Regions from separate parts of the Homo sapiens genome. Here region 2 is linked to region 1. The links are chromatin contacts, found by Hi-C in ENCODE. All regions are on one chromosome and are shown on one strand. Each heading gives the region's core, a stretch centred on a gene start or an enhancer-like site at or near the end of the contact. The rest is flanking DNA. Distances are from core to core; before and after follow the strand shown.

Region 1 (3,210 bases), core at 530-3,029:
AACCCTGATTCATGAGATAAATGTAAAGCAAATGATTAACACTCTATTCAGGGTTTTCTGTCACAGAACAAAATATTTTCTTTTCTCTTGGGGCCCCAAAACAGCCTTCTCATCCCTTAGAAAGTGGGCTAGGACAATGTAAAATTGGACAGTAGAGTTGTGTGTGTGTACGTGTGTCTCTGTGTGTGTGCAGCACCTGTCACCTCATCTACACATCTCTCTAGCTCATGATATATGTTTCAAATCATGAACCAGAGACATTCATATATGAACATGGTTAAGACATATTCATTCTTTCTTTCTTTCTTTTCTTTTCTTTCTTTTTTTTTTTTTTTGAGACGGTGTCTCGCACTGTCGCCCAGGCTGGAGTGCAATGGCGCGATCTCGACTCACTGCAACCTCCGCCTCCCGGGTTCACACGATTCTCCTGCCTCAGCCTCCTGAGTAGCTGAGGTTAAGACATATTCTTAACGAGTAAGTTCTTTGTCTAGGATAATATTTTGTAATTTTCCACAGAATATTCTTCAGATGCCTAACTTGATGAAGGTTTTCAGGAGCCTAGTCTTAGAATCATAGAGGTTCTTGGCTCCTGGTTCCTTCTTAAATCCAATTGTTCATTACTGGAATATACAAATGAGTAGGGAGCCAGAAATGATAGGCACCAGAAACTGAGGTTTCCATTTCTCAATGTGGCCTGAACTAAATGAATTAAATCTCATCCTCCTATGGGACGTGAAGGAAAAGGGCTCTGGCTGGGAAGTACTGCTGTGCAGTGGTTAGTATAGTGGGTCTGAGGGTCAAATAGATTTGAGTGCAACTCCCAACCCAACTCCTACTACTAGCTTTGGGACCTCGGGTGAGTCACACAGCCCTCAGGTGCTACAGCTTCTATAAATAGTGATATAGTATTCTTACTTAAAGTGTGGCTGATCAGAGCAGCCCTTCCGTGGATCAACCACCCCATCAGAGGATCTATGTCTAGGATTGAGCCTTTTCTGCCCCAGGAGGTTCTTTCAGGTCCAGAGGCTTTCCCGTGGAGGGAAGAGAGGCAGCAATGAAATCAGCGTATAGGCGGACTGGGCTCTTTCCCCTTCATGTCTGCAGGGCAATGACCTCCTAGAGTCCGCTATGCACCCCCCACTTGCCTCTCTGGGCACTGCGAGGTGGAGCAGTTGTAGGACCAGGAAAAGCAAGAACAGAGCGTCCTCTTCGGCTACCCTACCCGGGAGTTCAGGCGCTGCGCCTGGCCCTCTGGGGCGTGTTTGACCATAACTCGCACCGCTTGCTCTTTTCCCATTTCAGCAAAGTCTTGAGCCTGTATTCTAGTACCTTTTATCAGCCTTGGGTAAGCAGCTCGCACGGGGTATATAAGGAGAATCAACTTTCTGAACTGAAAAAAATGTAAATAGTAAAGTCAGTCGTGCTTCTTCCTGCCGGTGACTGTTTACAAGAGGGAAGTCAGCGGGGCCCCCAAGAGGTCGCTGGTGGCGCAGGAACCGCATCCAGATTGTAAAGAACGGGGGAAGGAAAAAAAAAGAAAACACCCAGAAACTTTCTTCCTTGTTGCGAATAATCGCCGCCTCCCCCCCTCCGCCCCCAGCAGAAGCAGTAACGTGACACCCGAGCGAAATCCCGAGACCCGAGCGGAGAGGGAGGGGAGAGGGAGGAGAGTGCTGCGGAGCGCCGGAGGGAGAAAGGGGAGGAGAAGGAGGAAAACCCCTGTCAAGGAGGTGGAGCGAGGGGATGGTGTCCGCCTCCTGTTCCTCCCTGCCGTTTTTTAGAGAAGCCTGAACCGGGACAAAACACGCCGAGACCTACAGACACAAAGCCGGGGGGTCCACGCTGGCGCTGGAGGCGAGCCCCGGCGGCCGCAAGCGAGCCCGAGGCGCGGCGGGGCGCGGGGCGTGGGGACGCTAGCGGGCGCCGGACGGGCGCGGCGCCCCGTCACGGGCAGCGCCCCGAACCGGGGCCGGACACCTCGGCCGCTCGGGCCGCGGCGGCGGGGACCATGCCGAAGAAAGTCTCCTGAGCCCGGCAACTTCGGCCCCTCCCCGCCCCCACCCGGCTGCCCTCCGCGCGGCCCTCCCCATGTGCAGCCGGCCAGCCGGGCTCTCCTCCTCGCGGCGGATGGGTGACCTTTTCCTGGCACGGGCAGGCTGTGGGAGGCAGCGGAGCAGGCGATGAAGAAGAAGCAGCAGCATCCCGGCGGCGGCGCGGATCCCTGGCCCCATGGGGCCCCTATGGGGGGCGCCCCTCCGGGCCTGGGCAGCTGGAAGCGTCGGGTGCCCCTGCTGCCTTTCCTGCGCTTCTCCCTCCGGGACTACGGCTTCTGCATGGCCACCCTGCTGGTCTTCTGCCTGGGCTCCCTCCTCTATCAGCTCAGCGGGGGACCCCCTCGCTTCCTGCTCGACCTGCGGCAGTACTTGGGTAAGGAAGCTGGGCAGGCGCTAGGGCGGCGCCGACAGCGCAAAGTTGTGCGGCGGGGAGAGGGTCGCGGCGGGGACTTCTCGCGCTGCCACCGCGCGCCGCCGCCGCCCCGGGTCTCTCCAGGTGCTAAGCCCGTGAGCATCTGTGCCGCGGTCGGGAGCGCCTTCTTCCTCCCGCGCGTCCGACTGTCCTCACCGAGGCGGGGGCGCCGCTGGGTTGCGCTGCCGGCAGGTACCCCGGGGCGAGGCACCGCTCACCTTCCCCCCGCCCCACCTCCGCCACCCGGATCCGGACTGGGGCGGAGTGGATGGGTGTGTGGGGTGTGCCGGAGTGTGTGTATCTTCAGGCCTGGCGGCGCGGGGAGTGGCGAAGGGAAGGGAAGGTCCTCTTCGTTGCATTGTTAGTGACCGCAGTTCAGTCCCGTCCCGCGCCCCGGGGAGTGTGGGTGGGTTTAGCCCTTTGCCACCGTCCGCTCTGAGAATTCTGTCCCGCAGATCCCCCGCCTGCCCGCCGGCCCTAGTGGCTCCGCGCTGTCCCCGGGCTGGCTTGTCCCTTGGCTGCCGCTGCCCACCCCGCCGCCCGCAGCTAGCCTGGCGCGGGGAACGGGTTGCATCCAGGGGTTTGGGGATGCCCGAGGGCGCTGGTCAGCCTGGCCAGCAGTGTCGCCCCCAGTAACCCGAGGATCCTCGGCGCTGTGTGCGTCTCAAGCTCAAGTCAAAACTTGTGTGTGTGTGTGTGTGTGTGTGTGTGTGTGTGTGTGTGTGTGTGTGTGTGTGGTTTATT
Region 2 (3,210 bases), core at 368-2,867, 400 kb after region 1:
GTTCATATCCTTTGCCCATTGTTTGATGGGGTTGTTTGCTTTTTTCTTGTAAATTTGTTTAAGTTCTTTGTAGATTCTGGATATTAGCCCTTTGTCAGATGGAAGGATTGCAAAAAATTTCTCCCATTCTGTAGGTTGCCTGTTCACTCTGATGGTAGTTTCTTTTGCTGTGCAGCTCTTTAGTTTAATTAGATCCCATTTGTCAATTTTGGCTTTTAATGCCATTGCTTTTGGTGTTTTAGACATGAAATCTTTGCCCACACCTATGTCCTGAATGGTATTGCCCAGGTTTTCTTCTAGGATTTTATGCCCAGGTTTTCTTCTAGGATTTTATGCCCAGGTTTTCTTCTAGATTTTCTTCTAGGTTTTCTAGGTCTTATGTTTAAGTATTTGATCCATCTTGAGTTGATTTTTCTATAAGGTGTAAGGAAGGGGTCCAGTTTCAGTTTTCTGCATGTGGCTAGCCAGTTTTCCCAACACCATTTATTAAATAGGGAATCTTTTCCCCATTGTTTGTGTGTGTCAGGTTTGTCAAAGATCAGATGGTGGTAGACGTGTGGTGTTATTTTTGAGGCCTCTGTTCTGTTCCATTAATAAAGTCAATTACTTTAATCTCACATATCTTAAAATCAGATAAAGCATATTTAAAGTGGTATAGTAATGACAAAACTTACTACATTCATACAATCCCTACAAATACATACCCTACATAACAATAGCAATATTACATTAGAATTTTTGTTCTGGATTTACACACTTGCCCAGTGAAGGCCAGCATTAGCACCTCTGGCTGGCCACAGGAACTGGGACATGTCCACTTAAAGATTTTGACATTGGACTGGCCACTGCTGACCAGATGATACTGCCCAAGCCACAAGCCAACAAGTTGAGCCCTGATTTAACTTAGACTCTGTCTTCTTATCCAATCACTTACTGAAATACTTTCATAACGTTTTTCTGCATACCCACACTCCTCTCCAATTCCCTGCCCCACCCAGATTGCAACACTTTTATGTCTTTTCATTCGTGAAATTCTGTACCCTTTAATATTTTACTTTGACATTTGTTTTATCATTTCTATAATCATTTGTTTATACAAGGCTAACTCGGGGGGGAATTAATTTTGAATTATAAATTCACAAAGGCATTAGACACTTGGCTAGAGGATGAGCTGGAGATAAAAATTATTCTTAGACTATAAAGTATCTAAAATAAAGAAAAAAGAATTTACAAACATCTTGAAACTATAGGTTAAGGAGTTTCCAATTGTTTCTGACATGCAGGGATTGACAAATAAAAAACATTTCAGTGCTGGTTGCTAGCTTAAGATTTCTAAAATGTCACTGCATTTGTCTCTGTCCAATGCAGACCTCACTGAGGATATGCAGATGCTGTTACAGTAACAGCAATAATCCAAAATGTAATGACTTATTACCCCTACCTGCTCGTGCAAGACCTTGGGCACCTCTAAATTCCATCCAAATATTTCCTGGGGTCCCCCACAAATGTCTCACATGTTTTCATAAACAAAATCACTTATGCAGTTGAGGCAACATTTTTATTTTTCAGAGACAGGATCTCATTCTCTTGCCCAGACTGGAGTGCGGTGGTGTGATCATAGCTTACTGCAGCCTCGACCTCCTGGGCTCAAGACCTCTGAGTAGCTGGGATTACAGGAATGAGTCACTGCACCCAGTCCTAATTTAATTTAAGCATTTTTCAGAGACTGCCCCAATGTGCTCCAGACCCCGGATGACATGGGTTCATTCTGCAAGAAGGTTTCCAGATTAGAATCCCTTTGGGTACGGAATTTGGGGAAATAGTTTGGGGAAATGATTCTTTCAGCTTTTCTTTTAGCTTTTAGCTTTGCAGGGATTCAGCTAAGACAAGAGCTAAATAGGGCAGGCAGGGACTGGGAAGGGAAATATAGAGAAGAAAAAAATGTAAGAGATGATAAGCACCAGCATTCACACATGAAGATGACACCTTATGATGGATTGTGGTGATGGGGATTAAAGAGGAGTCAAAGTGAAATTAGAGTTTCTCGGCTGTTGCCAGGACAGTAAATAACAAAGAGGGAGGATGGATTGTACACAGGAGAAAGATAAGAACTTTTCTCTCAACTTCCTTCATGTACTTCGGCATGCGTTCACACAAACCTCACCTCGACGTTTTGAGAAGGAAATGTATTTGTGGTTCTTCAGTTGACATCTATTTTCTCATGTGTATTTTGCAAGCTTTGTAGCCCTAAGATAAAGTCAAAACAATGAAATTCTGTTTATTAGTGTTGTTACAGTTATTAAACTCCATTTTCTCTTTTGGGAAACATCAGTTCCATTAGAATTAGAAGATTGTCCCCAAAAATGTTTTCACAAGGATATTTGAGGATGCTTTTTTCATGATGGAAACGAATCGAAACAAATGTCCACCAGTGAGTGAACTGGGTAAATTAAGATCTATACAGATGATGAAGTCATTAAGAATGATCCATTCATCCATTCGTTCATTCAACATTTTTTTTTTGAATGGTAACTGTATGTCAGGCACTATTCTAGTTTCTTCAGAGGTAAACAAAGCCGGCAAAATGTTCTGCTCTCCTTGACCTTACAGTCTAGTGGAGAGAGACAGTAAACAAAATAAGTAAGGAAAATATATGTTAGATGTCAAGAAGCACTATGGATACAAATAAAGCAGGCAAGAGGATTAGGGAGGCCAAAGAAGGATGCCATTTAAAATAGGGAGATGAGGGAAGATGACATTTGAGTAAAAATGTGAAGGAGAAAAGGGAGAGCCACATGGATATTAGGGTAAGCTGCCTTCTAGGCTTATGGAAGAGCAGATGCAAGGGTGCTGAGGCAGGAGCAAGCCGGATGTGCCCAAGGAACAGAAAGGAGACTGGTTGAATAAGAGAAGTAAGTGAGCAGCAGAGAAGTAAACTAGAGGATCAACAAGATCAGAGATGCCAAGTTACACAGGGCTTGTCATAGACTTTAGTTTTTATTCTAAGTGACATGGGAGATCTTTGGACAATTTTGAGCAGACAAGAGCCATGATCTTATTTATGTTTTACAGGATCCCTCTGGCTCCTTTGTTAAGATTGGGTATAAGGGGTTGGGCACGGTGCCTCATGCCTGCAATACCAGCACTTTAGGAGGCCAAGGTTGGAGAATCACTTGAGGCTAGGAGTTTGAGACCAGCCTGGTCATCATG

The links. Hi-C counts contacts between places; a loop is a spot of excess contacts on that map. Pooled maps may share reads with other maps.
Region 2: a loop to region 1 is called in a pooled map, with 4 times the contacts of the local background. The contact joins the enhancer-like site here to the promoter of UST in region 1. A Hi-C loop is called at or near these places in 2 of 37 single-sample maps with no recorded cell type and 8 of 50 pooled maps.

The regions. Positions count from the first base shown.
Region 1 is chr6:148,745,251-148,748,460 of GRCh38, forward strand. It overlaps UST (uronyl 2-sulfotransferase), which reads left to right and starts at 1,780. Exons shown (of 8, transcript NM_005715.3): 1 at 1,780-2,427. The coding sequence starts at 2,181. It overlaps LOC124901425 (a long non-coding RNA gene), which reads right to left and starts at 349. Exons shown (of 2, transcript XR_007059806.1): 1 at 1-349. RefSeq lists enhancers at 1,409-1,468, 1,529-1,608, 2,917-3,210 and silencers at 2,179-2,268, 2,569-2,738.
Region 2 is chr6:149,146,462-149,149,671 of GRCh38, forward strand. The region is part of intron 1 of LOC124901426 (a long non-coding RNA gene); the gene reads left to right. Among named protein-coding and RNA genes, the nearest start is that of TAB2-AS1, 110 kb to the right of the region's middle. Within about 2 kb of position 1,618, at least 3 of the 41 ENCODE cell types and tissues checked have a DNase peak (open chromatin) inside an H3K27ac peak, as active enhancers do.